Linked DNA regions of Homo sapiens: region 2 is linked to region 1. A link is a loop called in an ENCODE intact Hi-C map of the cell type or tissue named here. Cell type or tissue: A673. All regions are shown on one strand. Links, peaks and the distances in the headings refer to the core of each region. The heading gives the core; the rest is flanking DNA.

What was found. Peaks named below come from ENCODE experiments on the same cell type or tissue, not always from the same donor. Only the 100,000 strongest peaks of a DNase experiment are listed, where the experiment ranks them.
Region 2: a loop joins it to region 1, with 2.9 times the contacts of the local background. A loop is called at or near these places in 4 of 110 quality-filtered maps.

The regions. Positions count from the first base shown.
Region 1 is chr9:21,057,944-21,075,425 of GRCh38, forward strand. It overlaps the pseudogene IFNNP. Among named protein-coding and RNA genes, the nearest start is that of IFNB1, 11 kb to the right of the region's middle. In A673, for the core only: no CTCF peak of the experiment used is centred there; a DNase peak (open chromatin) is centred at 12,328.
Region 2 is chr9:20,998,857-21,014,924 of GRCh38, forward strand. HACD4 (3-hydroxyacyl-CoA dehydratase 4) reads right to left here. Exons shown (of 7, transcript NM_001010915.5): 5 at 12,733-12,839; 6 at 9,165-9,290; 7 at 653-8,263. The coding sequence ends at 8,181. Among named protein-coding and RNA genes, the nearest start is that of HACD4, 25 kb to the right of the region's middle. In A673, for the core only: no CTCF peak of the experiment used is centred there; no DNase peak of the experiment used is centred there.

The DNA.
Region 1 (17,482 bases), core at 7,723-15,722:
TTATAAGAATACTGAACTTAAAAGATATTGATTACACAGTCTATTTAAAGATACATGCATGCATATGTTCATTGCAACACTATCCACAATAGCAAAGACATGGAATCAACCTAAATGCCCATCAATGATAGACTGGATAAAGAAAATATGTGGTACATATACACCATGGAATACTGTGCAGTCATAAAAAGGAATGAGATCATGTCCTTTGCAGGGACATGGATAGAGCTGGAGGCCACTATCCTTAGCAAACTAACATAGGAACAGAAAACCAAATACCACATGTTTTCACTTGTAAGTGGGAGTTGAATGATAAGAACTCATGGACATATTGGGGAGAACAACACACACTGGGGCCTGTTGGAGGGTAAGGAGAAGGAGGGAGAGCATCAGGAAGAACAGCTAATGGAATGTTGGGCTTAATACCCAGGTGATGGAATGATCTGTGCAGCAAACCGCCATGGCACATGTTTGCCTGTGTAACAAACATGCATATCCTGAACATGTACCCATGAAATTAAAATAAAAATTGATTATAAAACCAAATAAAAGAATATATTTAATTTAAAAAATACTTTATGTATAAATATACAATCTTCTAATATTAATGTTTTAATACTATTTAATATGATAAATCTTTTGATAAATTAGTATTTGTGATTCAAATAATTTTTTTAATCCAGAAAATTGACGAAAATATTATCTTAAGTCACAGAAACCGAATTAAAAGTTGCTTAAAAATATCAAACAGATTTCTGGAGACATCTGAAGTGGTACTAGTAACCAACTCCAAATTAGTTATTTATGTAAATAACCTGTTTCTTGGTATTGGAGTCTTCTTGTGCACTGTTCAATAAATAGTAGACCCCTTCGGATTTCAACATGGATGACCTCCCAGGCACAGTTGCTATAATTTTGGTGGTGTAAGTAGTTGTGAATCCCTTGGAAATAATTTTTTAGTCTAAATATGGTATTCCCCCTTTGCAAGAGTGAACGGCCCTCTTTCCTGGTTTCCTGCTCCAAACACACCTCTGTCTTCTCTATTTGCTGATAAAGTCTACTTAGGAATCTCTCCAAGCTGCTTTCATTCCAAAAAGATTGGGAGACATTAAGGCTGAAAGTGTTGAATATCTGCTGTAACATTTCTTATTTGGCAATGAGGGCATTTTCCTTTGAAAACAGGTTACTTTTAGAAACCTGGAAGAATCTGAAGTTGCTCCTGTCCTTTAGACATTGCAGAGGAAATTTTTCTCCTAGGTTTTTTAAATGTTCTAAAATCTCCCAGTTGCCCTTGCACCTTTGAAAGTGACAGTCCAGAGAGAATGCAGTAGTGGTGAGAAGTAGCACCAAGGCCCAATCCAGCAAGCATTGACTAGTCATGTTGAGTTCCTTCACACTGCTGTTCCTTCCTATAAGAGAGCTCAGGTATCAGCTCTGACTGCAGGCTCCACATCTCCAAATTTATATATCTGAGGGAGCTTTGTTCTTGCACGGTGTTTCAGGATACCTCTACTGGTACTTTCATGTGGTCTTTGCCACTTTTCATTTACTATTTTCCAAACATAAACAAAAGCTTTGTAGCATCACCAGACAGCAATACATACATTTACTTTTATAATGTGATGGATATAAACTATCTTCTATGAAAGATCAACCATCAGTTACATGACAACAAAGCAGTGGATATCCTTGCCTTAATTTGCATTTTTATGCATAGACTGTACTGGCTTGCCTTCATCTACTTAGGCTTGTCGTTGTTCCAATCAAGGATGACTCTGGGTGAAATGCTCGTTTAGATATTTGGCATGGTTTTCAAGGCTTTGTTTTAGCTAATTGTATTTTATCATAAACTTATATTTCAAAGCCCTTCAAACATGGCACATTGTTTAACCTCTCTGCCAATTTCCTGATGTCTAAGGTGAAGAAAATATTATCACAGATGGTTGTTAGCAAGATTGGTGACTGATGATTGGCACGGAGGAAGTGCTCAATCAATGCTTATTACCATAATGACCATAATCACCATCACCATCCTCTTAGGGAGAAGAAGGCCTAGCTGCCCCTGCCACTGACACACTTCTCTCTGGGGTTTTTGCTCTGTAAGGGCAAGAATGTTGCAGAGACTTGTGGATGAATGAGTACTGAAGCCAGTCAAGATGCTGTTTTAAAATCCTTTGAGATTTTATGCTTTGTAATTTTATTTAACTAGGGCAGATGGTAGTGTTGAATGCACTGTGAACACCAACAGTTGATCAATGAGTAATATTACCAAGAGTAAGGAATGAGGTGAGGGGGTGACATTTTTTGAGAATAAATTATGTGTGGGCACTGTGCTAGATGATGCGCTACTGTATACAAGGCAGGTCAGAATACAAGGCAGGCCAGAATTGTCTGAAGGGAAAAGCTAGTCATGATGAGAAAAACTAAAATGAGTGGAGTAAAAAACCACCATATGATATTAAAGACAATAACAATCATCCTATATACTGAATAATATTTTTATATAAATTCTCATTATGGACTAAATGTGGAGCAATTATACGATCCTCATTTTACAAGAGAGGAACCTGAATCTCAGAAACCCAATCTTACCTGCTAAGGTTGGGTAAAGGTTAGAGGGACTGTGCTCAAAACTGGAGATGACGAAGAGGTTTAATCCCAAATCAATTGGTACTAGTCTTAGGGAGTGAGAAGGATTCAGAGGGCTTCATCTGGGCTAGGTGAAAAGAGTGCTGTAACCCGCTAGCACTGTCTGCTATGGGGTAAGGCAGCTCCCCTTCGAGCTGCCATCCCCATGTAAATGTTAAGCTATCTTAGTATGTGTCTTGTTTGCTTGAGCGTGAATGAAACAGGATATAAGTTTGGAGTGAATAAGGGGAAATTAAAAAGGCAAGATAGAAAAGGTGACCACAAACTATGAAGGAAACTGGAAAAATGATAATGATTTCTGTAGGCTAATCCTGCTTTCACAATCTGATATTAGAAAACAAAAAACACCACTTTTTTCTTTTCTTTCTTTTTTTTTTTGTAATGGACAATTTCTAAGATAGAAAATTCAGGGATAGTGATTTCCAATTGAACTTCTAACTGTGCTCATGGGGCAGTCCCATAGCCTACCAACGTTCATCTTTATGGAAGAGGAGCCTGAGCATGCAAGATGGTCACATCTCTCACAGTGCTTTTGGGAGGTCATGAATGGAAATTAAAAGCTATTATCTCAAATATGAAATGGCATCAAAATCCTAAACTATGCAGTCCTAACTGCAGGGCCAGTCAGCACCTGCTTCACCATAAAACAAAAAGGCAAACCATCATCTCTTTTTATTTTTACTGCCTGCCCTCCACGTTAATGTGCTACATGTGCTTGCCTTTGCTTAGCTAGCAGTGGAAAACCACTTCCCCTCTCTGTGGCCCTGAAAATGACAACCACATGTTGTTCCAGTCTTTTCTCTCAGTTTTATTTTCCAGGTCTTAACTCATGATTGCCCTCTGGGTTTCTGTAATGGTAAGGGAATGTTTTCAATTGAAACAAGAGTTCCTCCCAAAATGAAAGAACATGAAAACACAATTCTTCATCACATATTTGGTAAATCCTCTACTCTCCATTTGAAATTCAGAATTCAGGGGTTAAATTACAAGAGCGCTTTCAAGTACAGCTTGAAAAAACTGTGTTTATCTGAAATCACAGGCAATCTTTATGTGAGCCTGGGTATTAAAACTGTTTAAATGCAGTTTTTTGAGGAACACTTTTGAATGGAAATGGAGTCTATTGAAATAAAAACTTTAATTAAATCATCATTTAGCTATTATGAAATAAAGACCTGATTTCATTAGTGCATTCTAAGTTGTAGTTGCTGTTAAACATTTAAAAAAAATTGTTTTACTAATTATAATACAAAATGACTCTCGAGTTCTTTTGTATTAACTCCTTTAATGGTACCCAGGAAATTCTGGGTGTAGGATCTTCTCTTCTTTTTTCCATCAATTTAATAAATTCCTGCTTATCATCAACATGAAAGTCTGTTTGTATTTAACAAAATTTAAGTTTTCCTCTTCTAAATCCAGTATATTCTCTTATTACTAGGGCTTAATCTTTGTTTGAGTAGAGGTGAGTAACCCGCATAGCCAATAATAACAACTAACATTTGTCAAGCACTCCTTACCTTATGTATCAGAAACTGTGCCAAGGGATTTAGATGTAATATCTCATTCCTTAAATGTTAAGAGGTAGATCATTAATTAGCCAGTTTTTAAGGTAATGAAGCTAGACCTCAGAGAGATTAAGAAATTTGTCCAAGTCACACAAATTTATAAATGTTGGAGCGAAAATTCAAACGTAAATGTTCTTTAATCCAGGCCTTCTGTTTTAGATCTATAAAATCCAGCAGGAAAAGTCCTTTACATTCACTTATAATCTTAAAGAGAGATAGAAACCAGATAAAACATTAAAACTTTGAGTGATAGAAGTAAAAATCACATAGGCTCAAGCCTCTGAAATCCCCAATGGGCCCCTAAGAAATCCTGTAGAACGATTTGCCCAAATGAGCCAGCAGCAAAGAAGGGAAAGGTACTGAAGCCTCCTAAATCCCAATCTGGTGCATTTTCTACTAATGATATAGGCTTATGAGTGAGTAATTATACTTTAAAATTACATCAAGGTGTAAAGTAGTATCATTATGTGATTCTCAGAAATTAAGTTTAGGCTTATAACTATATCAAATAGAGCTTATGCTCATGTTCTCAGTTATCTTGTTGTCAGGGACATTGTGTAGTAAATGGAATGTCAGGATACAGCGAGAGCAAATGACTCATTAGGATTGTGATAGGATTGGAGACAATATATTTCAGTCCTTAAAACTGAGATAGCTTTATTATTACTACATGATTGTAAAAATCATTACCTGCTACTGAATGTGTTACATATTCAGAAAAAATACAAAGAAGAAAATTCATTCACAAATTTATCACTCAGATTTTTACCTTACTATTTTTATATATTAAATTCTAGGCTCTTTTCTATTCATATATGTATGGATTTTCCCACAAAATGGGGTTATATTATGCATATTGTTTAGAATGTATCTCTGTCACTTAACAATATGTTGGCTATGGAATACTTTCTGAGTCAACACACAGAAATCTAGCATAATTTTTCTTAATTAGTATAATTTTTATTAGCATAATTTTAAAAATTAACCTTCGAAGGTTAGAAATGTATGTTTTTCTCCTAAATTTGGAGTGTTTACAAAGTCTGAACCAATAGACACCCTTGTATAACACCTTTTGAAAATGTGTCTAATTCATTTATGCAGCCAAAAGACACATGAAAAAATGCTCATCATCACTGGCCATCAGAGAAATGCAAATCAAAACCACAATGAGATACCATCTCTCACCAGTTAGAATGGCGATCATTAAAAAGTCAGGAAACAACAGGTGCTGGAGAGGATGTGGAGAAATAGGAACACTTTTACACTGTTGGTGGGACTGTAAACTAGTTCGACCATTGTGGAAGTCAGTGTGGTGATTGCTCAGGGATCTAGAACTAGAAATACCATTTGACCCAGCAATCCCATTACTGGCTATATACCTAAAGGATTATAAATCATGCTGCTATAAAGACACATGCACACGTATGTTTATTGAGGCACTATTCACAATAGCAAAGACTTGGAACCAACCCAAATGTCCAACAATGATAGACTGGATTAAGAAAATGTGGCACATATACACCGTGGAATATTATGCAGCCATGAAAAAGGATGAGTTCATGTCCTTTGTAGGGACATGGATGAAGATGGAAACCATCATTCTCAGCAAACCATCGCAAGGACAAAAAACCAAACACCACATGTTCTCACTCATAGGTGGGAATTGAACAGTGAGAACACATGGACACAGGAAGGGGAGCATCACACACTGGGGCCTGTTGTGGGGTTGGGGGAGGGGGTAGGGATAGCATTAGGAGATACACCTAATGTTAAATGATGAGTTAATGGGTGCAGCACACCAACATGGCAATGTATACATATGTAACTAACCTGCACGTTGTGCACATGTACCCTAAAACTTAAAGTATAATTAAAAAGAAAAAGGAAAACAATGTCAAAGAAAACAAAACAAAACAAAACAACAAAAAGGAAAATTTGTCTAATTATTTCCTTAGGACAAAATACTAGAAAATGAATTGCTGAATCAAAGGGAATATAGTTTTAAGGCTTTTGGCAGCCTTGTTTTCTGCTGCCCTCCACTATCATACCAATTGCTAAATATTTGAATATCTAGAATAATATAATATGAAAATTATATTATTTTGTATTCAATGCATTTTTTTATACTAATGTTGGGTGCTTGTTATTTCTAAAGCATGGAGTCAATGACTATTGGTTGCTTTTCAAAGCTAATTGATGTTTGACACAGATTCCTACACTTTTCTAAAAAGCAATCTCTCTAAAATAAATTTACAAGGGATATTCTTATTCTCATTTATAGATGGGAAACCTGAGAAGAAAGAACATTAAAGGTACTGACTTTATTGACTCAGAAGAAATTAGTTTCTTTCCAACCTAGACCAGGCACTGATCAAAAGTACTGGCTGGCTCTCACCAAATGGAAGAGTGCCAGATATTCTAACATTGGTCACTTTTTGTGATTCTTCTTCTTCTCTCCTTTTTAATTTTTTTTGGAGTTTGCAGATATTTAGTTTTACTTTTATTAAAAATGGTTTTATAAATAAATTTTTTTATTCACAAATACTATGTGTTCAATACTGATGTTAGGTACACTTGTAACAATTCCATCCTGTTTCACCTGCCTGAAGTACAAAAACAAGCTCACATTCTTCTCTCTACAGTTATTACTGCATCACATGCACAAGTGTAAGAAAGATTTATACAATGCAATTAAATGAAAAAACATTCTTTCTCACTTTTCCGTCCCTACTTCCAATCTACGGAAGCAACTTGTTTTTCGTTTTGTTTCTTTTCTTTTGCCATTTATTATAAACCATGTAAATCTACATAATGTACCAAAATCCTTATTGATTTACCAATTTAGACTATAGCTTTTGACTTCATGTTCTAACTATAGTTTATTTATATCACTTTCCACCTCTCCTCTTTTCTCCCGTATTTTGTTGGATATTGCTGCAGCTGTTTTTATAACTATTACCCATTCTGTATTTCTTTGTTTTCCTTATTAACAGAGGCAATGTGTCCAGCTATAAACACATTCTAAGGCTCCATATGAAATATCAGAAACTCTGAGAGATCTTCCACTTCCTAATTCAGATAATACCCCTCCTACTTGATGAAATGTGGAGGCAATGCTTGCAGGTACAACCGTCATGTTATAGCCGTGAGTTGACAAATATAACAGTGACATGGTAAAAATAATAGAGCAGAAAAAGAGTGCCCAGCTCCCAGGCACATCATTAGAAAGCTGGCCTGCTCTAACTGCCTCCATCTAGATCTTTTGTAGGTGGAGAAGACAAACCCCTTTAGTTTAAGCTACTGCTAATAAGGCTGTTTGTTAGCTGTAGCTGAATGCATTCCTAACAGAAATAGTTATATTATTTTCATTCTTCATTGGTTCTTCACTGATAACTTTATAAGTATAATAAAATAATACACTGTAGGAATACATGTGAGTATAATGATACACTTAAATCTCTTGTTTCTTGTTTTATCTTCATTAGACAATATCTTATGACTGATTCCACTCTTTAATTATGTGTTTACTGTTATATTCAAAGAGATGCTGGAACGAGGAAGAGGTTAAAGAGAGATTATTTGCCATCTTGAACTAGGAATATCACATCTCTTTTGTATACTTAATTGGCTCAAGCTTCACATGACCTAGAATATTTTCCCCTTTCCTCTGGGGTACTTTCATTCTGTCATATAGCTCAGATGCTCTAAAAAGCCAGTGTTTCTCCCAAAGCATGGATAGCAGGATGCCCCACACCACAACGATCTTTGTTAGCTATTGTGGCCCTGTGCTACTACAGACCTGGACTTCCATTGCTGGAGTTTTCAAGTGTATGTTCACATTTATCCATTATTTTCAAAGCAGATTCCAAAAATGAGGGTGATTGGATCAAGAGAGATATATTGTCGGTCACATGAAGTGCCTGGAAGATGCTTTTGCTCTTCTTGCATGGTACTCAGCTGCCAGTCCAGATTCTTCCATCTCTCATGGTGCATTTCCTCTTGAGGAGCCCTTGATGATTCCTGGAAGCAGAAAGTCTCTACCCATCAAAACCAGAACAATCAGAGGCTTCAGAATTTTTTTTATTTTTGGCTGGAACTGTCTTAGTTTGGGGGGATTGTGTATAGTATAATGAAAGTATTGGCAGCCAGTAGGTTAGATGAAGATGAAGATTGCCTCTGGTGGAACCAAGGGGGATTTGAAAAGGGTTTACCTTTCATTCAGATCTATGAGTTATGTATTCAAGTATTCATTCATTCAACAAATGTTGATAGGTGGTGTGGTGCAATTAGTTAGTTGTGGAATCAGAAAGACCAGCCTGTCCTTGAATACTTCCCCTGCTCTTCACTGATCCCTGAACTTGAAGCAGATTCCTTAATTCTCTACTACTTGCTTTCCTCCTTTCAAACACAATGAAAATGCTATCTTATAGCAACTCAAGGGTTAGCAATAATATATGTAAAATACTCTTTCTCTCTTCTCTAATCACGGAGCAATAAGGGTGTGATTCCTGAGTGGCCCAGTCCCCCTGCCTCCTCAGGGAGAAGTATAAAGAAAGGAGGGGAGAAAAGATTTCTGATAGAGGAAAATCTCCAATTCCTGTTTCTGAGACCCCTGAGCTGCCCTTCCTGCAACAATTGCTTTGATGCTATGAGCAATTCTATTCTTGCAATAGATCCCATTTTTACATATTGTGGTTGGAGTTGAGTTTCCATCACTTTCAGCTGAAAGGGTCCTGAGGGTGGCAGCTGAAATCCTCTTTTCTTTGAGGGCATGTGGATTATTTGGTGAAAATAATGAAAGCTGAGGGAGAGAAGGCAGGCTCATCACTACGGGTAAAGCAGGTTGATATTTGTGATTGTCTGCTTTGCCAGCTAGGGAACCCAGTCCTGGGCGTCAAGAAGGACTTATCTTCATTCTCTGCTTCAATAGCTCTCTAAAACCTCTGTGAACATACTTATCTTGCCTTTAACTGCTCATCTTCTGCAATAGGACTGAGCTCCCTGAGGGCAGGCCTTGTGGCTCTAATGCCTTGAATGTTATAAGCTGTCCAACTCACATGTGTAGAATGAATAGTGTGTAAATAAATATACAGAAAATTAAGAATTTCTCAATTGTCACTCATGTGAATGTCTCCTAAATACAGTCTTTCCACTTAATAAATAAAAAGTTACTAAATAGTACCATTGCCTGAGCCAATTAAAGTTTTGCATATCTTAGAACCTTGCCTCTGCTATTTACTCACCAGTTAAAGCAAATTATTTAAGTTATCAATCCCCAGATCTCTAATGTGCACTTTGACAAGTATATATATATTTTTGAAATTCAAATGCTGTATTGAGAAAGATATAATCCATGCAGAGGGCATTATGACTAGTGTGCTTCTGGGTTAACTGTTTGGCCAGGAGGGAAATAATATTGCAACTAGTTGAAGATCATCGTTTTGGAGCACCTCCAGACCTTATTACTGCATGGTCAGACCTGGGGGAAAGAATGAAAATGTATTTCCTTCTACTTTGGTTCAGTTGATAGGCTATTCTCTATTGGAGACAAACTGTGTTTCACACACAACCAGCTGGGTGACCACTTAATATCACAGCAAGATGCAATCAGGCAGTGGGTTCCACAGGGTCCAGTCTTCTCCCAGTTGATCGATGGGAGCAGTTCATTAAGGTCAAAATATCAGAAATGTAAATAGTTCTTTCACTGCTTCCCTCCACCACTGTTTTCCCTTTGGGTTATTATCATTTATCACTTCTGGCAAATCAAAAAGAGAGAGAGAGAGAGGAAAAAAGGAAAAATCAGAAGAATGTTTAGACTGTTGGTGAAAATGCTGCTGCTGAATAAGATGATGTCTCCTTGGAAGTTACCACAGCTTGATAGCCATAATCCCTTCTCAGAACCTTTAGAAGGCTTTGTGGCCCTGTCTGAGTGTTCCCAAGTTATTCCGCTGGTGGGTTGCCTGTGTTTTTCCATTCCCAATTAATGACTGGATAAGGAAGTAAGAACAGAATAGGGAACAGGGGCTTATTAGGGACCAGTAACGGTTCCCTGTGACAAGACATCTAACAGATGAAACACTGTTCCTGTCATCCTTTTCATTTCTGCATTTATGTGGCTGGGTTACCAGGAGATAGGGAGAGAGATCAGTCTAGAAGTCCAGTATGGGGCACCAAAGCTAGTGAGATTTCCAGTGGGAGGCTGAGTTCAGGCAACAATGTCTGTGAAACTGAGCAATGAAAGAGAGAAAGCTTATTGGACATGCAGTCAGAAGATAAGAGCCTAGGTCATTTTCTAATTATACGAATATATTTGAGATGCCCATGGACTTTGTGTTAGGCTCTTATTGACCAGACAATTACATGATCATGGTGTCATGGTGTTGTTTTTAATTACAGAGATAATTGTCTGAACTATCTGGGAATTTCTACAGATTTTGTGAAATTTTACTTTGGATAGGGATGGGATGCTTTAAAATAGAGGCTCTTATATTTCAGCAAGAGAATAATAGGTAACAATTGCCTGCAAAGAAGAAAAAAAGCTACCATTTATTGATAGTATATGCCAGGAGTTTTTCTGGACAAGTCCTACACAGGTAGTAGATGCAATGGAGGGTTATTTACCTCTCCCACTTCCTTCTTTATACATACCTGCCAAGCCAATGGGAGCCTGAGATGAAGTCAAGGGTTTTGAATGAAGCAATTTGAAAATGAACCCTTCCTTGTCAACTATTACAGAAAGTATTATAATATAACCCAGGGAGGTTGAGCACTTGCGACTTAATAAACACAATTAAACCATAAGAAATAAGAACAAATTTAGATAAACAGAAAGAAAATGAATTTTTCATGCATACCACATTTATTATTTCAGGGGTGTGGCTTATAGTAGGAAAATAATCCATGGAACTCAAAGGTATATTGGAGTTTAGGAGAGATCCCGTTGCAGCCTGGAGGGGAGGAAGCTGTATTGAATATTGCTTTCCTCCCTTGTGTGGCCTACTCTTCCTTAATAGATGCTAAGGTGCCACATATGCCTGATAGACACCAATTGGTCTAAAGCCAGTTCGCCAAATATAAAATATATCATGCTTTAAACTATTTATAAGGCTTATAACAAATATAATGGAAGAAGTTATTTTAATAACCCTTGAATATTTCTATGGCATTTTATTATTTTAATTTATTTTTTAAATTGACAGATAAAAATGGCATGTATTTATTGCATACAACATGGGGTTTTGAACTATACATACATTGTGAAATGGTTAAATCTAGCTAACAAGTGCATTATCTCACATAGTTATTATTTTTTGTGGTGAAAACACTTAACACCCATTCCCTTAGCATTTTTCAAGAATACAATATATTATCATTAACAATCACCATGCTGTACAATAGATCCTTTGAACTTATTCCTCCTATGTAACTGTAATTTTGTATTTTTTGACCAACATCTCCCCAGCCCTCTCCTGCCCATCCCAACTGTCCCAGCTCTGGCAACCATCATTCCATGCTCTGTTTCCATGGGATTAACATTTTTAGATTTTACATGTAAGTGAGATCCCGTGGTATTTACAAGGCCCTGTGTTGGACCAAGTCATACATCCCATTTTTTGCATTTATTTCTCATAGAAATCTTGAAGAGTTTGGGGTATGATTGTTTCTAATTTATTTAACTTGCCCAAGACCATACTGGTACAAAGTGGCAGAACCCACAGTAGCTCTCAGGTTTGTATTATTTCATGCCCTGTGTTTTTGCCATCAGAGTATAGGAAACTTAAAAAAAAAAAAAAAAAAAAAAAAAAAACTTTGTACTTTCAATGCACAGACTTTCAATTCATGCATTTCTAGATTAGTAAATCATTTTCTGCTTTGAAAGTTATTTGTTTTACCTCTGGACTTTCATAAAAAGAAAATGAGCCAAGAAATTAAAAAGTGAAAGGAAAGAGAAATTTGCTGTGTATTTCCATTAAGTAATGTAAGCCATTTTAGTTTTTAAGCATTCCTGTGAGATAACAAAATCAGCTTGTGTCAGACTTGAGAGGGAAACTGCACACAGGGCTGTCTTGCTAGTACATGGATAAAAATGTAGTGCTCAAGAGAAGGAAATGCAGCCTTGCCAAGGGAAAAACGATGACTCATGATTCAGACAGTTGCTTACAAAAACCTTTGGAGAAAATATTCTCCGTAGAGTCTGGCAAAGGAGCAAATGGGAATTTCCTGCTATTCTCTTTAGAAAAAGGAAGAGAGAGAGAGTTCCCTTCTGCATGGGGATGGAAGGAGACCAACTGCTTGAGTGAGGACAGCAGTCCTTTCTGCAAAAGATCCCCACAGGCCACTGGACGTTAGTGCACCCACTTGGAGCAAAACCAGGAGTTGTGCTGTGCATGAGCTGCCGGGCAGTAGAGCTTCTTGTTCCTTCTCTAAATTGCAATATTTGTGCTATGTAGTTGGGTAAAAATAGCATTTTGGGTGGTAGTAGATGATTACAGGTAGTTAAGAGTATAGTCCCTGGTTCCAAATATGTCTCTGTTCTTTACCTACTGTGGATTTGGTCAAGTTACTTAACCTTACTGAGCCTCAGTTTTCTTATGTATAAAAAGGAGAGAACAATACTTACCTCATAGATGTTCTCTGGATGATTAAATAAGATGGTCTGTCTATCTATCTATCTATCTATCTATCTATCTATCTATCTATCTATCCATCCATCCATCCATCTCTCTAACTATCATCTATCGAGCTAGCTAGCTAGCTAGCTAGTTCATCCTCAGCAGATCCCTTGCAGAAAGTAAGTCCTTAAGAAATGTAGCTGTTATTGTTGTGTTTGCATTGTACTATCATTGCAAATATTTCCATTATGAAGACACAAGTTAAAAATAGTTGCCTTGATGATTTCTCATGAAATTAAATATGGAATTACTGCATGATTCAGCAATTTTATATCTGGGTATATAGCCCAAGAAGTAAAAGCTGGGACATGAATAGATATTTGTATACCCATATTCATAGCAGCATTATTCACAATAGCCAAAAAAAGGAAGCACACTAAGTATGCATCAATGGACCAATGAATAAACTAAATGTGGTACACACACACAAACACACACAGCCTTAAAACAGAAAGAAATTCAGAAACATGCAACAACATAGATGAAACCTGAAGACATTATATTATACTAAGAAGAATAAGCCAGTCACGAAAGGACAAAGTTTATATAATTAGTCATATGAGGTACCAAGAGTAGTCAAATTCATAGAGACAGAAAGTAGAATGGTGGTTACCAGGGGCTTGGAGAAGGACAAATGAAGAGTTGGTGTTTAATGGCTTCAGAGTTGCAAATGAAAAAGATGAAAGAGTTCTGGAGATGAATAGTGGTGATGGTTGCACGACAATATGAATGTACTTAATGTTACAGAACTTAAAATGTAACTTAAAAAAGGTTTAAATGCTACATTTTATGTATATTTTGCCACAATATGAAAATGGGAAAAATCATTTCCTTAAGCACTGGAATTTGTAATATGTAACTTGTATTGCACTTGGTGCAGATATGCAATGTGTGAAGTGCTCTTGGCTTTTCCCCCCATAGTTTTAGCACGCAGGGATCGTGATCCACTTCTTGGACTATCATTTAAAATATGGAGTATTGCAAATGTGCCATAAGTAAAAACTTTTAACAATCTAACCTCTAACTGACAATGAACTTAGACTGTAAGATAATTTTTTATTTCTAAGAGCCTGTTGATTTAATCTCATCTTGGAGTCTTATAAAAGAGATCTTAAGACATCAAACAATGTATGTTGAGTTTAACAAGGGAACACAACAAGATGCTTTGGCTCCATTTTATTTATTTTTCAGTAAATTTATACTTTTTTATTTTTCGAGAGGTTTCAGTGAAGTACAATGACATGTAATAAACTGTACATATTTAAAGTGGACACTGTGATAAGTTTTAACATGTATATACACCCCTGAAACCATCAACACAGTCAAGATAGTGAAAATGTCCTTGCGCTCTCAAAAGTTTCTTTGTGTTGCTTTGTAATCTCTCCCTCCATCTCACTCCTCAGTACTACTGCCCCCACCCCCAGGTAACCACTAATCTGCTTTCTGTCATTATAGATTAATTTTCCTTTCTAGAGTTTTATAGAAATAGGCCAATACAAAATTTATTCCTTTTTGGTCTCTTTTCTTTTCTTTTTTTTTTTGAGATGGAGTCTCGCCCTGTCACCCAGGCTGGAGTGCATTGGTACAATCTCCGCTCACTACAACCTCCGCCTCCTGGGTTCAAGTGACTCTCCCGCCTTGGCCTCCCGAATAGCTCGGATTACAGGCAATCGCTATCCTGCCCTCTAATTTTTGTATTTTTACAGAGATGGGGTTTCACCATGTTGTCCAGGCTGGTCTTGAACTCCTGACCTCAGGGGATCTGCCTGCCTCAGCCTTCCAAAGTGCTGGGATTATAGGCATAGCCACTGTGCCTGGCCCTTTTGTATTCAGCATAATTTTTTTGGAGATTCATCCATGTTATTGTGTGTATCAATGATTCATTCCTTTTTATTGTTGAATAATATTCCATTGTATGGATATACTACAATTTCTTTAATCATCCATTTGTGATGGACAAACAAAGCTCCCACAAACATTCATATACAAGTCTGTGTATATGAATGTTTATACACAGAAAAGAATCCTTTCTTTTCTCTTGGATAAGTACTAGGGAGTCGACTGGTTGGATCATGTGGTAGGTATATGATTACCTTTTTTAAAAACTGCAAAAATGGTTTTCCAAAGTCATTGGACCACTTTTTGAAAGTTCTAGTTGCTCCACATCTTTGCCAATCCTTGATATGGTGAGTCCTTTTAACTTCAGCCATTCTAATAAGTATGTAGCAGTGTCTTATTGTTGTTTAATTTGCATTACATTAAAGGTTAACGTTATTGGTCCTTTCCTGTCTTGTTTGCCATCTCTGTACCTTCTTTCCTGAAATATGTGTTGAAATCTTCTGTTTGTCTTTTAGTGGGTTATTTGCTTTCTTATCACTGAATCTTGAGAATTCTTTACATATCAATACAACTTCTTTATCAGAGAGGTGACTTGCAAATATATTCTCTCAGTCTGTGACCTGTCTTTTAATCCTCTTAAGAGAGTCCTTTGAAGTGGGCTCCATTTTTTTAAAAATTCGTAGGCTAATTGTTGGGGGATATAATTTGAATAATGCGTTATAGGTTTTCTAGGAACACCCTCTACATGAATGTCAAAACAGAATAATAACTGAAACATAATTGTCTGATTTGGTGATAACTATGATGTGAACATGTTTTTGGAGTACTCTCCATCAGGTCAATTAACGAGTTAAATGGTTAAATGGATCCTACTAAATTAGGAGAGTATAATTTTGTGCTGGCACTACTAGTCCAATTTTTGAGTTTGTCTTAAACTATCCTAGTAAATTTTAGGCAATTAAACTAATGTTTAAAAAGCAACAATTAATGTTGAGAACAAAAGGACTCATAAAACAGTTCATTTTTTAGGCTCAGCAAGCACCAGTGCAATGTGTTTAGAGAAAATGTCTGCAGTCAACAAGGTATGGCTCTGGGTGACATTCATCTTCTGACTCTATTACCAGATGCTGGCTCTCTCTGTGTTTCCCACAGCCAAACCCGTCAAGAAGAAATCCATGTTGATGAGGGCCCCCACAGTCTGTGCTTGGCAGACCTCTCATGCATCAGAAATAGAGCTTGGCCAAGAGGGCTGGTGAACTTTGCTCAGAAAGGACAGAAGCTATGGCAGGTCCCCATGATGGAAAGGGCTCCCCTGGGACCAAATCATTTCACATTCATTATCTGACCTACACCACCAACAATCCTTGAGAAAGATTTTACCATGTTAATATACTAATTTGCTATTTGCATGTCTTCTTTGATGAAGCATCTGTTCCAATATATTATCCATTTTTATTATTTTATTTATTATGTATTTTATTGTTTTATTAGTGGTTTTGTTATTATTGAGTTTTCAGAGATTTTAAAAAGTATATTCTGGAGATGAGTCTTCTATCAGATATGTGATTTGCAAATACTTTCTCCCAGTCTGTGGCATGTTCTTTTCATTTTCTTAAGAGTATTTTATGAATAAGTTCCTGATCAGATGTTATCTGAATACTTGAACGTGTTTAATGCCACCTAAAATGCCTAAATAACACCTTTGTTGACTGCAAAAAAGACTATACAAATGTGTGCTGATATTGCCCTGCATCTGCATGTTCATATATTTAAGCAAAATTCATATATTTGTATGTAACCCAGATGTTCACCAGTGCCTTCTTACTGTTCAAGAGCTAGATAAGACAGTTCCATCTCCTAATCCAGCTTTGTGGATTCCTAAGGTGTGATATGGGAAGGGGGAAGGTGGCTGTGTTGTCATTGTTTTGCCTCCTGTTTCTTCTAATTTGGTTCATCTATGAAGATCTGGCCACCCCATGTTTGTTCAAACATGAGACCGGGCACTTTCTATGATTTGTACACAGAGGTTTTACGCAGAGGACTTTTTGTGGTAGCCATTTTTATTGAAGTTTTGGAGATGATGTCGGACAGAGTTTCAATACATCAGCGCACACAATTTCATGCTGCACATGAGCTACGCTGTTTGGAAAATTCTTTTTTCATTCCCACCAGCAAAATTTTCATTGTCTGACTTGTTCCACGTAGTGTCACAGTTCCAGAGCTTTGGGGGATTTCTGTCTGTCTCCTTTCTCCTTAAAAGCTGACACACAAAACATGCTATTGATATTTTACTGTCTTTTCCGTTGCCACACCCATAACCTCAAAATCTCACTAGATATTGAGTGAAGCCTCATTAGATATTTTTCTACAGACTCATTAGATATTTTTCTAAACAAAGAGTGTTTTCCTTAAGACCTTATTCTGGTGCCAGCCAAAGTAATATTATTATTTTACTTTATTCCTCATGCCTAGTCATCGGTTCAGCACATGCAAATGTGCACCTTTGGGCTAGTTGCCTTCATTTTTATTGGAATTAATTTTAATTGTTACTTATCTTCTACTGGTTATGGACTTATTTTTGGCATTCTGGATGGGTTGACATGCTAAGCTGTGATACAGTATTTCTAATTCTGCAGAAGTGGCCTCTCTCCTGTCATTCTTGCCCCAACACGGAGGTAGAGCAGGTCTTTTCAAGAACTTGCCAGTTTCTGGGCCAGTTTAGCAGTTCAGCTCAGAGAAAGCAGTGGACAATAGGGGCCC
Region 2 (16,068 bases), core at 2,801-10,800, 64 kb before region 1:
CCCGAGGGTAGGTCCCTGTTTGGTCAGTTTGTATTTCTGACCCAACCAGCCTATTCATAGGAACCACTTCAAATGGAACTAGGGGACAGAGTGTGGCTGGAACCGTTCACATTCTTCATCACTCTTGTGGAAAGACACCCAACAGCATCATCTTCGTTTACGAATGTGTGTCATCACTGCTGTGGTCCTGGACGAGGTAACATGCTTCTGTATTTTCTGGGGGAAATACATTACTGTGATCCTGGAAACTTTAAAATCTCATCTTAAATGTATGATATATATAAATATATATATATATTATTTATAAAGTTGTGAGTTTTGCATTTAATCTGTTAATCTTCATAAATAGTAAAAACTTCTTTAAAACTACAACTTAGAAAGCTCATCTGATTCTTGTCAAACATAGGGAACTTGTAAGATCATTTCCAGCTAAATTATTAAATATGAAACTGAATAAAAATGATTATTCCCTGAGGTTTGGTTTTATTTTTTGGATAAAATGATCTACCTCACAAAGTAGCTGTGAGGGTTAAAATAAATAATACAAAAATATGGTTTATAAATTATAAAATGTTATTGAAATGTTATCACTTTTGTGTGTTTCACTGCAAATAAATAGCTGTAATGCTTGAACACATTTCTGACATGTATATGGGGACTCAGGAAGACAGTGGAAGTTTATTAAGAAATTGTTCTTAACAATTAAAATATTCTAGAAGTAGCATGTTAAGATACTTATATAAGTTGAAAGAAAAAAACAAAACTTATGTGTCTTCTAAATATAAGGAACGCTTTGAGATACAATTGAAATTCATTACCTAATTAAGCCGATAGATTTCTTGAAATATATTTCTAGATGTAGTAGTGGCGTTCTTTAAAGATAGAGTTGCACACACAATTATGGGTGTCTATTATGTGCCACTATACAAGTTTCTGGGGTACAATCTGAACAAAACGTGTCATCCCTGCTCTCATGGAACTTACAGTCAGAGAATATAAATCACTAAACCATCATGAAGTAAGAACAGAACATGTTATAAATGTCCTACTTCTGCAAAGCCCTTTATAATTTGCAAAAGTTTAATTTACCATATGTCATTTAGTCTTCATAATAACTTTAAGTGGTTAAGGAAACTGGAACTCAAAGAGTCATTCAGTTAGTAAATAATGGAGCTTGATCTCAAATCAAACCTAGTGCTCTTAATTCCAGACCACATTATCTTTCACAAGAACCCCATCATTCAGCTGAATACCATGAAGTAACAATAGACACCTACATGTATGTGATGAATTAAGGCATACTTTTACTAATTGACTTTCATATGGAATTAACTAACCTTATTTTAGATGAGATTTAAAACTCCAGCTACCCTTAGCAAAAATAAACTAGTTAGTAATTCTTACTTGGCATGTTAAAAACATGTTCAGAACTACTATTTAAGGATTTTTAAAGCCATAAAAAATCATCCCTGTTCTGAAAACATTGGTGGCTTTTATATAAGTAGTTCTTTTTAGCAGTTTTCTTTCTGTCCAAAGCTGAAATAATTTAGACTCAAAAGCAGTGGTTCTCAAACTTTTCTGTGCATGAGGCTCATTTGAGGAGTCTATCAAAAGGTAGGATCCTGAGCTTATTCCCAGAGCTTCTGATTCAACTATCTTTAGTGGAGCCCTGGAATCTGCATTCTAAACAGGTGAACTTGTTAATTGTGGCTGTTGCTCCCTGAACATACAATCTGAACACTACCCTGGAGAACCATGTCATATCAACATTAGCATATAACTCAGACCGAGAAGAATATTAAAATTATCCGAACCAACGGGAAACATTATAATTATTAAAAAGCAGTAATAAACAAGTGGAAGATAGATACTGGGTAAAGGAAGATAATTTTTAGCATATTTTAACCTTAATTTTAAATCACTTTAACACTTTAGTACCATAAAATGTTTTCTCCATAAGTAAACTTAAATAATTGTAAGATTCTTTCTTTGGGGAAATATTTTGGACATTGAGATTGTATCTATTTGTACTTCTGAAATAAATACAGTTTCTCACATTTGACAACTTGCTCAAGGCAGGCAAAGTAAGGAATAGTTTAAAAAAAAACATTAACTTAGGGACCTTAGTGAGATGTAGTTACCATATTATTAGATTGAAACGTTCAGTTTTCAGCAAAAAAATAACAAGGCATACAAAGAAACAGGAAAGTATGTCCCTTTCAAATGAAAACAAAAACAAAAACTATCTCTGAAAAAGACTTGATGGTGGATCCACTAAAGGCTCTACAACGACTGCCTTAAGGATGTTTTTTAAAGAACCAAAGAGCATGCGGAAAAAGTCAAAAAACCAATGGATGAACAAAATGGTAATATCAATATAGAGAAAATCTAAGACGATACAAAAAAGAAATTCAAGAGCTGGAAAGTACGATAATTGAAATGAAAAACTCACTAGAGGTATTCAAAGGCAGATTTGGGCAGCAGAAGAATCAGTATACATGAAAATAGGACAATGGAAATTATTAGTCTGAGCAATAGAAAAAAATTGGAAAAAAGTGAACAGGGTATAAGGATCTGTGGGACCCATCAAGCAGACCAACATACACATTGTGAGGATCCCAGAAGGAAAAGAGAGAAAGAAAGGAGCAGAGAGAATATTTGAAGAACAGCCAGATAATGACCAACAAACTCCAAGTAGAATGAATTCCAAGAGATCCACACAACTATCAAAAGCCAAAGACAGAAAGAGAATCTTGAAAGTAGCATGAAAAAATCAATTCATCACATATAAGTGATCCTTAATAAGATTATCAGATTTCTCATCAGAAACTTTGGAGGCCAGAATGCAGTGAGCTCACATATTCAAAGTGTTAGGAAAAAAATATATCATCAACCACATTTCCTGTATTTGACAAAACTGTTCTTCAAACGTGAGAGAGAAATTAAGACATCCCCAGATAAACAAAAGCTGAGAAAGTATGTTACCACTAGACCTGCCCCTGCCAGAAATGCTAATAGGGGTCCTGCAAGTTGAAATGGAAAGACACTAAACAGCAACTCAAAGCCACATGAAGAAATAAGGATCTCAGTAAAGAAAAATACATGGGCAATTATAAAATCTAGTACTTTTGTAACAATGGTTTGTAACTCCACTTTTTGTTTTCTACATAGAGACTACTGCATTTTTAAAAATTGATTTTGGACACACAGTGTATATAATTTTGTGAAACTTAAAGGAGTGATAGACAGAGATATAAAGAGCAGAATTTTTGTATATTTTTGAAGTTCAGCTGGCATAAGTCCAAATTACCTTCCGGATATTAAATGTCACCCTATGGTAACCACAAAGAAAACAGCTACAGAATATACACAAAAGAACTGAGAAAGATACTTAAATGCTTCACTATAAAAAAGTAAACTACACACAAAAGACGTAATGCAGGAAATGAGGGACAAAAAAGCTAAGCTATGTAGAAAACAAATAGCAAAATGACAGGAGTAAGTCCCTCCTTATCAGTCATCCTCAAAAAGGAAGAAAATTCTGACATATACAAAATGGAGGAAACTTGCAGACATTATGCTAAGTGAAATAAGCCAATTACGAAAGACAGATACTGTATGATTACATTTATATGAGGTACTTAGAGCAATCAAAATCATAGAGACAAAAAGTAGACTGGTGGTTGCCAGGGACAGGGCAGATGGGAGAATAGGGAACCATTGCTTAATGAGTATAGGGTATAAGTTTTGCAAGGTAAAAAAAGTTCTGGAGATGGACAGTGGTGATGGTTGCACAATATAAATTACTTACTACTACTGAACTGCACACTTAAAAAGGAATAAGATAGTATATTTTACATTTTACCACAATAAAAAAATTACTGAAAAAAGTTGTCTTAGATATGTTTTCAAAATATCTAATGGTTCCTATTTCATCTATGTTACTTAGATTTGAGAAAGTAAGCCTTTGTCTACACTGTACAAAATGAAATAGGGATTTGGTGAACATACAGTTAAGACAGATAGTCAAAGACATCAACTTTGCGATTTTGGTAACATCCGATTAACCAGATAGTTACTGTCTTGACTTCACTATGTCTGGGTTTCTTAACCTGGGGAACATGTACTTAAGTAGAAAAAGAAATTACACCTTTATTTTCACTAATTGATAATGAAATTTAGTATTCCTTTCCATTGTGAATACAGGCAACCAACCACAGTAGTATTAACAATTGTGTCTGTCACCAAAGGAAATGTAAGATCTTTTTATGTTACAATTGTTGCAGATATCTCAAATTACTGTCAATCCTCATTTCTGTTTTAAAATAATTATAAATTCACTTGTGTTTCTTTTGGTTTTCAATTTTAAGAAGTTTTTAAGTTAATCTGGTTTTAAAAAATTAAAGCATTATTTAATAATGAAATTTTAATTTATTATAATGACCCAGTAAAGTGTAGTTTCTCTAATTTTCTCTTTGTTTTAGTGATTGATTGTACATGTACTTCGGCAGTGTAAGGAGCCATCTTTATTTGGAGTGATTAAGATTAACTCACCTAAAATTTGCAAAGGGTTTATGTTCTCCTTGCACACTAAAGCTTTTCATAATTTTTCTGAAATTTAGAAGATAACTATAAAAGCAGAAAAAATGTAGCTTTTTAAAAGGATAATTTTTTAAAATCCAAATATATTTATAAAGATTTCAAGTAGCCTAATACTCAATTGTTTCTTTCCAAATGTTTTCTTTAGTGGAAATAAGTTACCCATTTTTAAAATTACATTTTTATTATCCTATTCTTACATCACAATATATTTAATACCTTTTTACATAGTTTCTAGGTAAGATCTTTATAATTCTTTACCAAAAATTGAGTGATACATCAATGATACAGCAATGACTATCAGTTATTCACACTTTTTTTAGATTTTCAAAGAAAGCATTTTTCAAAACTATGTAAGGACATATGACTTACATTACAGTAATTAGCAACAATTCAGTAATAATCCAAAACATGAATTTTCCTTTTTAAAAAGTACTTAGTATATTTTTATACCTTTTATCTTCCTGTATGTGTGTGTCATTATTTTTAAAATTAAAAAGAATACAGAATGGGGCATCATTTGTGTATTTGCTAAAGGTTTACTATTTTCATTAGGGTCTTCTCTTTTGAGATAGAGTCTCACTCTGTCACCCAGGCTGGAGTGCAGTGGCTCAATCTCTGCTCACTGCAACCTCCATCTCCTGGGCTCAAGCGATTCTCATGCCCCCAGCCTCCCGTGTAGCTGGGATTACAGGCATGCGCCACCATGCCTGGCTAATTTTTGTATTTTTAGTAGAAATGGGGTTTCACCATGTTGGCCAGGCTGGTCTTGAACTCCTGACCTCAACTGATCTGCCCACCTCAGCCTCTCATAGTGCTAGGATTACAGGTATGAGCCAGCATGCCTGGCCAGGGTCTTCTTTTAAGGCATCAAAGCCCAAATAACTTACAAGATGTTAACAAATACATGACATTAATGAATACTCTATCAGAGCACTAGGGACTGAATGCTGGTGTCCCCCATTAAATTCACATGTTGAAAATCTAATCTCCAGTGTGATGGCATTTGAAGCTGGAACCTTCATAAATGGGATTAGTACCTTTACAATAAGAAATAAGGGAGAGATGGTTTCTCCCTCCACCATGTGAACATATAGCAAGAAGGCATTCATCTGCAAACCATGAAGAAGAATCAGCTAGCACCTTGGAACCTCATCAGGAACTTAATTGTCTAGCACCTTTATCTTGGACTTCCCTGCCTCCAGAACTGTGAGAAATATATTTGTTGTCTAAGCCACCCAGTTTATGGTATTTTGTTATAGCAGCCAAGCTAAGACAGCAATTAGTACCAAGAAGTGTGGTGATGCTATAACCAATATATAAAGATGTGGAAGCAGCTTTGACGTTAGGTAACAGATAGAAGCTGGAAGAGTTTTGAGGTACTAGAGTACCTGGAAGAGTACTGGAAGAGTTTTGAGGTACTAGTTTTTTTGCTAGAAAAAGCCAGTATTGCCATGAAGGGATTGATAGAGGTGATTTTGGTGAGGGCTCAAAGAGAAGAGGGTGGGAGAGAAAGCCTCCATCTTCATAGAGAACACGTAAATCACCATGAAGATAATGTTGGTAGACATGGACAATAAAGGCCATTCTGATGAAGTCTCAAATGAAAATGAGGAACCTGTTATGGGAAACTGGAAGAAAGGTGATCTTTGTTATAATATGCCAAAGAACTTGGATGATTGTGTTCATGTTCTAGTGTTTTGTGGAAAGTAAAATTGTGAGCCATGAAATTAGATATTGAACTGAAGAGATCTCCAACCAGTGTTGAAGGAGTGCCTCGGTTTATCTTGACTGCTTAAAGTAAAATGTGACAAAAAATGAAGACAGAATTCTTAACAAAAACGGAACCAGAACTTAAAAGATGTGGGAAATTATCAGTCTGTCTGCATTACAAAAAGATAAGAAAACACGTTTGGTAGAGAACACTAAGAGTGTAGCAGACAAGTCATCCAATTAGATTTATGTGGGTGTGAACCACAGACCTAATCAGCCACCCCAGCAGGAACACTGCTAGTTTGTATTGAAAGGAATGGAGATGGGACAGAATGAGGGAAGACTGTTGGACTTCTTGAATTTGGGACCATAGAGCTATTCAGCTGTGAATGTACACTATTCTTCAAGAAAAGGAGAAACTGACCCGGAACAATGATTCAGAGAACATCAGTGGTACCTTCTCAGTTTCAAAAGGGGCAGTCATTGCCTTGGTTTCAACAGGCCTGACAGCTTCCGCCTGGTGATATGGGGGTCATCCTCCTCCAACATAGTCCTGGGGGCAATACCTCTGCCTCACTGGGTCCTGAAGCCAGAGTATCAGGCCAAAGAGGATTATTACTAAGACTGAAGATCTCATGGTGTTTGCCTTGCTAGGTTTTGGACTTGCTGGGGACCCATTACACCTTCCTTTTTTCCTGTTTCTTGCTTTGGGAATAGGAATGTCCACCCTTTGTGTGTCCCACCATTGTACTGTGGAAGCACATAACTTGTTTCATTTCACAAGTTCAAAGCTGGAAAGGAATTTTACCTCAGGATGAATTCTACCTTGAATCTCACCCACATCTGATTTAGACGAGACTTTGGACTTTAGAGTTGATGCAGGAATGAGTTAAGACTTTTGAGGCTGTCGAGATGGAATGTATGTATTTTGCATGTGAGGAGGACATGAATTTTGTAGGACCAGGTACAGAATGCTATGGAGTGAATCTTTGTGTTCCCCCAAAATTCATGTGTTAAGCCCTAACCTCCAATATGATGGTATTTGGAGGTGGGGCCATTGGGAGGTAATTAGATCATGAGGGTAGAGCCCTCATGAATGGGGTTAGTGCCATTATAAGAGACATAAGAGAGTTGATCTCTCTCTCATGTGAGGACAAAGAAGGACATCTATCTGCAAACTGGGAAGAGGGCCCTCACCAGAAACTGCATTAGCTGATGCCTTGATCCTGAGCGGAATTCCCAGCCTCCAGAACTGTGAGAAGCGTTTGCTGTTGTTTAAGCCATTCGGTTTATGGTGTTCTATTATAGCAACCTGAGCTAAGACATAGGGCTTGGAAAGATATTTAATTTTCTAAACATATCTAATGTTTAGGGTGAGTATTATTAGATCTGAAGACAGACATCTGTCTATGAAATATGTTATTCTAGGCAACTGTGGAATATATTTTCCATCCCTCTTCTCCTACAGATCTATTTGGGAACTTGGAAGTGAAAAAGAATACATGTAATTTAGGTTATCAAGTTTGGTTTCTTAATTTAATTGAATCTATTGCAGCTAATCTCCTATTTCTCATTAAACTTACAGGAAAATAATCAGACTTCATACAATGTAAGTATAACTTGTATAAAATCCAAATGAAGCAGGAATTTTGGTGAAGCAGGGTATGGAGAATATATATGTCTTAAAAATACAATGTGTGAAAAACATAGCCTGTTATGTCTAGAGTTTTGGGGGTATGTGCAGTTATTTCATGTAATGGATTTTTATCAAATACAAGGTATTTTTCCACCAGAATACTTCCTGTGTTTTATTTACTGCACTGAATCCACAGCCTGTCTTTTCTCGTGTCACACTGGAATGCTGTACTTCACATCTTCTTTTTTTTAATGGGAAAGATTCCGAGGATGTCTCTTCTTTCTGAGTATAGATGACTGTAGGTAAAATACATACCTAATATGGAGAAAGAAGTTGCAAAAGTAAGTAAGGTTAACTATTTCTCTGGAAGAAACAATGCTTTTAAAATACAGTCAGAGTGCTGCCCAAATCCAGGGAGAAGACACTTGCAAGGGAGATGTGAGAAGGAATGTTTAAAGAAGTGTCCAGATTTTATGCAGAAAGAGAGGTAAATCAAACTCTTCCATCCTACTTTTTTTAATGCAAGGAATTGTCTTCCTTTCTTTAGCATAGCTCTCTCCACCTTCCTCTAAAGTTTCACATTTTTGTCTTTTCTCTCTATATGTTGTTCATATGTTTGATATCTGTTACCTTCTAGAGATAATCATTATTTTGGAGATTTGTGAAGGTTAGAGCTGGGAAAACAAAAATTTAATAGTGAAAGTTTTTTCCCCAATTTCCTGGAAAATGATTAGGTTTAATGATCAAATTTATTCAAGGGTAAGTTTTTGTTCCATACATTTCTCTTGAGTCTGTAACACCGACTCCCATTTGCCTGATAGGAAGTGCCAGCTTGAAAAGCCAAACAAACAAGAAACAAAATGGATATAAATGGAAACATCAGAAATAGCCAATTCTTCTTAGTTTGACATCTAGGTTTTATTTGTAGATACCTGTGCACATGGTCAAAACTTCTATATCTCATACATAATGCAGCTATATTTTCTGATAGTAAAATTGTTCTTATTTGTACAGTGAAAGTGAAATATATGATCCCATGATGCCCTGCAAAAAGCATTATAACCTCCAGGGGCTTTACTAGCAAGATCTAGTTCATGATGTCAGGCTTCCTCTTTGGTCTCTCCCATGTTTACCAACCTGTATATTAAGGTAGACGGCAAGCACTAACCAAAAAGTACAGGAAAAATGCAAAAACAAGACCAAAAAAGCCACTTACCTATAAAGAGCATCATGAGATATATTTTCAGCACATATGGGAAATAGATGGATAAGTCAAAGGGCAGCTTGGTGGAATAAGTGCCAAATGATTCAAAATAAGGCAGCGATTGATAGATGGCAAATGCTGTTAAAAAAGAAAGGCATCATAAAGGTATTCCTCCTTAAGTTGTTACAGGGATGTGTATATATGTCTTCATAGTTGTAGGATATTTTGAATTTGATAATGACAGTTTTGTAATAGTTGCTGAATCTTTTTGCTAAACCTAGTTTAATATAGAAATCTGTGAAATGATTAAGTTGGCAAGGTGCTTACAGCAGTATGACTTGTTGAATGTTTGTCCATGGTATACCTTATTGTGCCTACAGAAGAATTTACAATGTTTCTTAAAATGTTATCTCAAAATACATTTGTCCACCTAGCCACAAATAGGGGTGATAGAGAGATGAACTTGGAAAATGGTGCATATATTTTCCTCTTAGAGTTTCACAACACACATTAACATAGTAGAACACATATTAACATTGTGAGAAATTCTGTAATAAAAAAATACCACCTAGCCTTTCCTCAATGTAACTGGCCTTAGAATATCTCCTTCTTCCTTCTTAACCACCAGTAGTATTTAATAAGTATTTTGAAGAACTCTATGAGAAATGCTGGCCTAAATTATTTTGAGGGAGGGGGCTGGTATCAGGTAAAAAAAAGATTAAAGTTCAGTAACATTGTATCCCATGTATAGATATTTTTGGTAACATTTCATGCAATGAAATGTTAATATGCTAACATGATGTAAGATGTTATCATTAGGGTAAGCTGGGTGAAGGGTACATGGGAATGGTGCACTATTTTTGCAATTTCTTATGGGTCAAAATTATCCCTACATAAAAAGTTTTTAAAAAGAGAAAGATGAAGAAAAGGCAAGAGTTCACAACTGTTAGAGCCAAGCAGAGGTATGAGTAGCATCAGTGAAGGATCTGCCACTGACACCAAATATGCAGTTTAAGGTTAACACAGGCCGCACCTATGTCTCTAGCATTTTATCAGTATAATTAGTTGATTTTGTTATTTACATAAGCTTTGTTTTTGTCTTATATCTGTCAGATGGGAAATTATAGTTATTAAAATTATTAAAATTAAAGTTATCGAAAGTTTAGTAGGTTTATTTAACTGCGCAGTTTTATACTTTGGGACATCTAACATATACAGAAACACAGAAAGATAAAATTACAATTATCTGTATTCCACCATCCAGAGCATTATTGACATTTTTGTCATATATATCTCTAGACTATTTTCTGCATATACCTTATTTTGTAATTGCAAGAATAAGTTTATGAAGTTAATAAAAGAATAAGGGTTGTATGGCAACCATATAAGAACATGGCTTTCCTAGAAAAGACAAGGATTAGAATTATGGAATAACAAGAATGCAAAAGTTTCCTATACATTTATCCACCCCTTATTCCTAGGAAGGGATTAGTCATATTTCTACCTTATTCCTTTATATATTCTTTTAAATTTGATTAAGTTTTAATTGGCAAATCATAATTGTATACATATATGAAGCACAATGTGATATTTTGATATATGTGTACAATGTGGAATGATTAAATCAAGCTAATTAACATATCTACCACCTCGCTTACTTTTCGTGGTGAGATTTGAAATGTACTCTTGGCTATTTTGAAATATACATTATTAAGCACAGTCACCCTGCTGTGCACTAGATCTCAAAAATGTATTCCTCCTAACAAACTTTGTACCCTTTGACCAACAGCTCCCAATTTCCTTTCTATATTCTCTACAGTACTATGATTTAACAAAGATAATGTATTTGATATTTCAATGAGAGGTTACTTGATTCTTAAAGAATGGACAATCAGGTTCTTACTGTTTTCAAGACAATTATTCTTTAGATCCACTTGGCATAGTCTATTCCAAAATTAATAATTCTTCCTTTTGAATCAAAACAAATTTAGAAATTCTAACATGATTTACAGTAACAAGCTCTTTTTATCTGCTCATCAGTAGATAGAAAATATGTGTTTTTGTTTTATAACTGGCTTTTATATACTTTGGTTATTGTTAATGTCGTCATCATTTTATGTTAAACACCATGTCCTTATGTTTTTCCCTTAGTTACCTTAACATGCTTTCTTATTTTATGTCTTCAGTTTTGAAAACTTTAATCATGTCTTACAGAATGCTCCTTACCAGTCTACCAAATCCATTGCAGAAGAAAGCATATATTCTCCAAATATCCTCAAGCTCTGCTGACTGATGATCTGAATGATTTGATCTTAAGTTTTAGGTTTATATTTAGGCTATATAATTAGCCTACTCATACTCAATAATTCATTCTGTGTTCATTGAGCATGTATACTGGTGCATAAAAGAGAGGAAGGAAGCAAAGAAACAGACTCAGACATCCTGGTACCCCCCCCCCCCCCAGAGCTTACAGTCTAGTCAAGGAAATGGACATTAATCAAAGAATCATACAAATGTGTAATTATGCTGATATAAGCCCTGTTAAGACAGCAGTCCCCAACCTTTTTGGCACCAGTTACTGGTTTTGTGGAAGACAGTTTTTCCACAGACCAGAGGAAGAAGGATGGTTTCAGGATGGTTCAAGCACACAACATTTATTGTGTACTTTATTTGTATTATTATTACATTGTAAGAACAAAATAATTATACAACTCACCATAATGCAGAATCAGTGGGAGCCCTGAGCTTATTTTCCTGCAACTAGATGGTTTCATCTGGGGGTGATGGGAGACAGTGAAAGATCATCAGGCATTAGATTCTCATAAGGAGCACACAACCTAGATCCCTCACATGCACAGTTCACAACAGGGTTTGTGCTCCAATAAGAATCTGATGCCTCCACTGATCTGACAGGAGGTAGAGCTCAGGCGATAATGTGGGCAATGGTGAGTGGCTATAAATACAGATGAAGCTTCACCTGCTAGCCTACTGCTCACCTCCTGGTATGCGGCCTGGTTCTTAATGGGCCACAGACTGGGATCATGGCCTAGTTTGGGGGCCCCTGCTATAAAAGATTCATGATACTGTACCCAGGGGAACTCAGTTGAGGAAGTCAGGGAATGCCTCCCTCAGAAAATGATGATTAATCTCAAGGTAGAGTTAACTAGTTGCTGAGAGAGGGTAGGATACATAGTAAATGGTAAGTGGGAAAGACTCACCAGAGGGGACTGAATTTCTGTGCATTAAAAGTTAAAAATCATAGAATCTCTAAATGTTAACTTCTTTTTGGTGAATAAGCAGACTCTGAGAGGTTAAATGAGTTACCCAAAACTCACACAGTGAGTTAATGAAGTGAAGGCCTCAGATGCCGTTGCTTTTTGTCCAGTATTTTGTCTACTGTGCAGAGCTGCTTCCCTCTTCAACTTTGCCTCTTTGCATCAAGGGAAATATGCCAGTAAGGATACACTGAGTGAGCTAAGCATTCGCAAAAATAGTAATTTAATCATCAAAAAATTTAGTGAACCATTATAACTAGATGGCTTTTGTCAGTAAGCAATACAGCAAGTCACTCTTTTCTTACCTTCAGCAAGAACACACAAAGGATAAATTGGCATCCATAGTGTTTGACTGAGCCATGTCAAGACAGCATAGGATATTCCTATGACTGATAACATGCTATAAGTGTACCTGAAAGGAGATGAGAAGCTCATAAACATCATTTTCTGCTAATATCTGGGAAATAGGAGAAACTACTGTGTAATTAAATACAGAGATACAACTGGAAAGTGTACAAATTGTATATTTTATTTCCTATAATTTAAGGAAGAGTTTTTTTTAAATGGGGGAAAGGGACCATGTCAATCTGGCTTGTCTCATGTGGTAGATCATTAATAATTATAAAGCTAAACAGAGCAAGTAACTCTTACTCCCTCCTCAGAAAAATACAGTTACAAATTTCCTTGATTAGTGACTTCAATTTCATTAAAAAGCCAAGCTCATTTTTTGCAGCAAGCAGCTAGGTTTTTTAATGACAGACATACTTGTAAATATCTCAGGAATTCATTTAAAAATAAAATGTGACTTCCAAATCTTTATTTGGCATCCTTCTGCTTCTGCAGTTGTACTATCTATGTGATCAATTAAAGAACTGGCCTTGGGAGCTGATTTGGGTATAGTAGGGAGCTTTAAGCCTACCACTGTGATGTAAAAAGTAGTCTACGTTGTGTTTTATTTCTTTGAATAGGACACTGGTTTTTAGGCTTGAGCATATATCAGAATCACCTAGATGGCATGTTAAAACACAGATTGCTGGGCCCTACTCCAAAGTTTCTGATCCAATGGAACTGTGGTACACCCCAGACTTTGTATTAACAAGTTCCAGGTGATGCTGATGCCACTGGTCTAGGGACCACACTTTGAGAACTACTAATATAGACAGACAATAAATACATATGGCAAAACTACCCAAAAAACCTTGAAAACATGAATGGGGAAGAGTAAATCTCTCTCAATCCAGGACCTGAATTCCACCCCTCAGAGACAATAGCCAATGTCAGTTTCTTAGGTATTCTTTCAAAAATGTTTTTGCATTTGCATATCTATGTGCATATTTACTATACAGAATATATACCAGCAGTGGAGGACCTCACTGAACATAGCATATAATCAAGCTTTTTGATCTTTACCAATCAAAGTGAAAAATGGTATCTCATCTTTTTCCCCTCATATTAGAAGAGTGGGTAAGCATGTTTTCATGTTTAAAAGCCACTTTTGGCCAGCCGTGGTGGCTCACTCACTCCTGTAATCCCAGCACTTTGGGAGGCCAAGCTGGGCAGATGACCTGAGGTCAGGGGTTCAAGACCAGCCTGGCCAACGTGGCGAAACCCCATCTACACTAAAAATACAAAAATTAGCCGGGCGTGGTGGCGGGTGCCTGTAATCCCAGCTACTCAGGAGGCTGAGACAGGGGCATCACTTGAATCCAGGAGGCGGAGGTTGTGGTGAGCTGAGATCACACCACTGGACTCCAGCCTGGGTGAGAGAGCAAGACTCCATCTCAAAAAAAAAAAAAAAAAGAAAAGCCACTTTTGATGAAGTCCAATTTATCTTTTTTTTCTTTTGTTGTGTACCTTATAACACAGCCAAATCCAGTCATCAAGATTTACTCCTATTTTTTTTCAAAGAGTTTCATAGTTTTCCACTTATATGTGAGTGGTTAACTTCATTTTTTTGTGTGTGTATATCCAGTTGTCCCAACACCATTTGTTGAAAAAGACTATTCTTTCCCCATTGAATGGTCTTGGCATTGTTGTCAAAAATTAATTGACCAAAAATGTGTGAGAGTTTATCTTTATCAATTTTATTCCATGATTTATCCTTACACAGTACCACACTTAATTATTGCTTTGTAGTAAGTTTTGAAATGGGAAAGATTGAGTCCTTCAACTACATTCTTCTAAGATTGTTTTGGCTATTCTGAGTTCCTGGAGTTTAAATATGAGTGTTAGGGTCAGCTTCTCAATTTCTGCAATGAAGTTATCTGGGTTCTAATAGGGATTGCACTGAATCTACAGATCAATTTGGGGAATATTGCCATCTGAACAATATTAAGTCTTCCAAGTCATGTGGGATGTCCTTTCATTTATTTAGCTCTTTAATTTTTTTCAACAATGCTTTTTCAACAATGTATAAATTCTGTGCATCTTTTGTCAAGTTTATTCCTAAGTACTTTATTATTTTTATGCTACTGTAAACAGAATTGTATTCTTGATTTCATTTTATGGTAGTTAATTGCAAATATATAAAAATAATTCATTTTTACATATTGATAATTTTTTATGTATAAGATGTCATCTGCCAATAGAGATAGTTTTACTTGTTGCTTTCCAGCCTAGATGCCTTTTATACCATTTTGTTTGTTTTCTGTTCTGCCTTATTGCCATGGATAGAACTTCCAGTACGATGATGAATATAACTGGCAAGTGTGGATGCCCTTGTCTTGTTCCTGGATATTAGGAGGAAGGCATCAGTCTTTCATCATTAACTATCATGTTAGTATGGATTTTTCATAGATGCTTTTTTCAGGCTGAGGAAGTCTCTTGCTCATTACTTAGGAAAAATAATGCTAGGGTAGGGTGGGATGATAAGTTTACCCCCATTTTACAGAGGAAAAAAAAGTTTCTAAAAGTTAGGTGCCTTGGAATTTCACTCCTAGGTATAAGGGAAATGAAAACATGTGCACACAAAAGCTTGTATATGGATGTTCATGGCAGTACTACTCATGGCCAAACAGTAGAAACCACCCAAATGTCCATCAACTGATAAGTGGATACACAGAAAGTGGTAAATCAATGCAATAGAATTTTACTCAGCCCAAAATGCAATGAAGTACTGCACATGCCACAACACAGAGGAACCTTGAAAACATTATGCTAAGTAAAAGACGCCTGTCACAAGAGGCCACATATTGGATGACTCCATTTATATGAACTTTCCAGGATAGGCAATCCATAGAGACAGCATATGTGTAGTTTCCAGGGGCTGAGGGAAAGAGGGAGAGGGGAGTGACTGCTACTGGGTATAAGGTTTCTTTTATGGGTGATCAAAATGTTCTAGGATAGTAGTGATGATTGCACATCTCTTTGGATATACTAAAACTCACAAATTTTGTATTTTAAAAGGGTGAATTTTATGGTATATAAATTATATCTTAATAAAACTGTTATTAAAATAAGAAAGGTTAAGTGATTTGCCCAACATCACTTAGCAAGTAAGTAGTGGAGGTGGGTTTCATCTAGAGAGATCTTCTACCTCTATGTCCAAAAATCTTCCTATGACAGCATGCTACTTCTTTCAGTGCAAATGTTGTTTTGTTCTCCAATGTATTTATTGAGCTTCTCTGACACTGAAAGAGTAA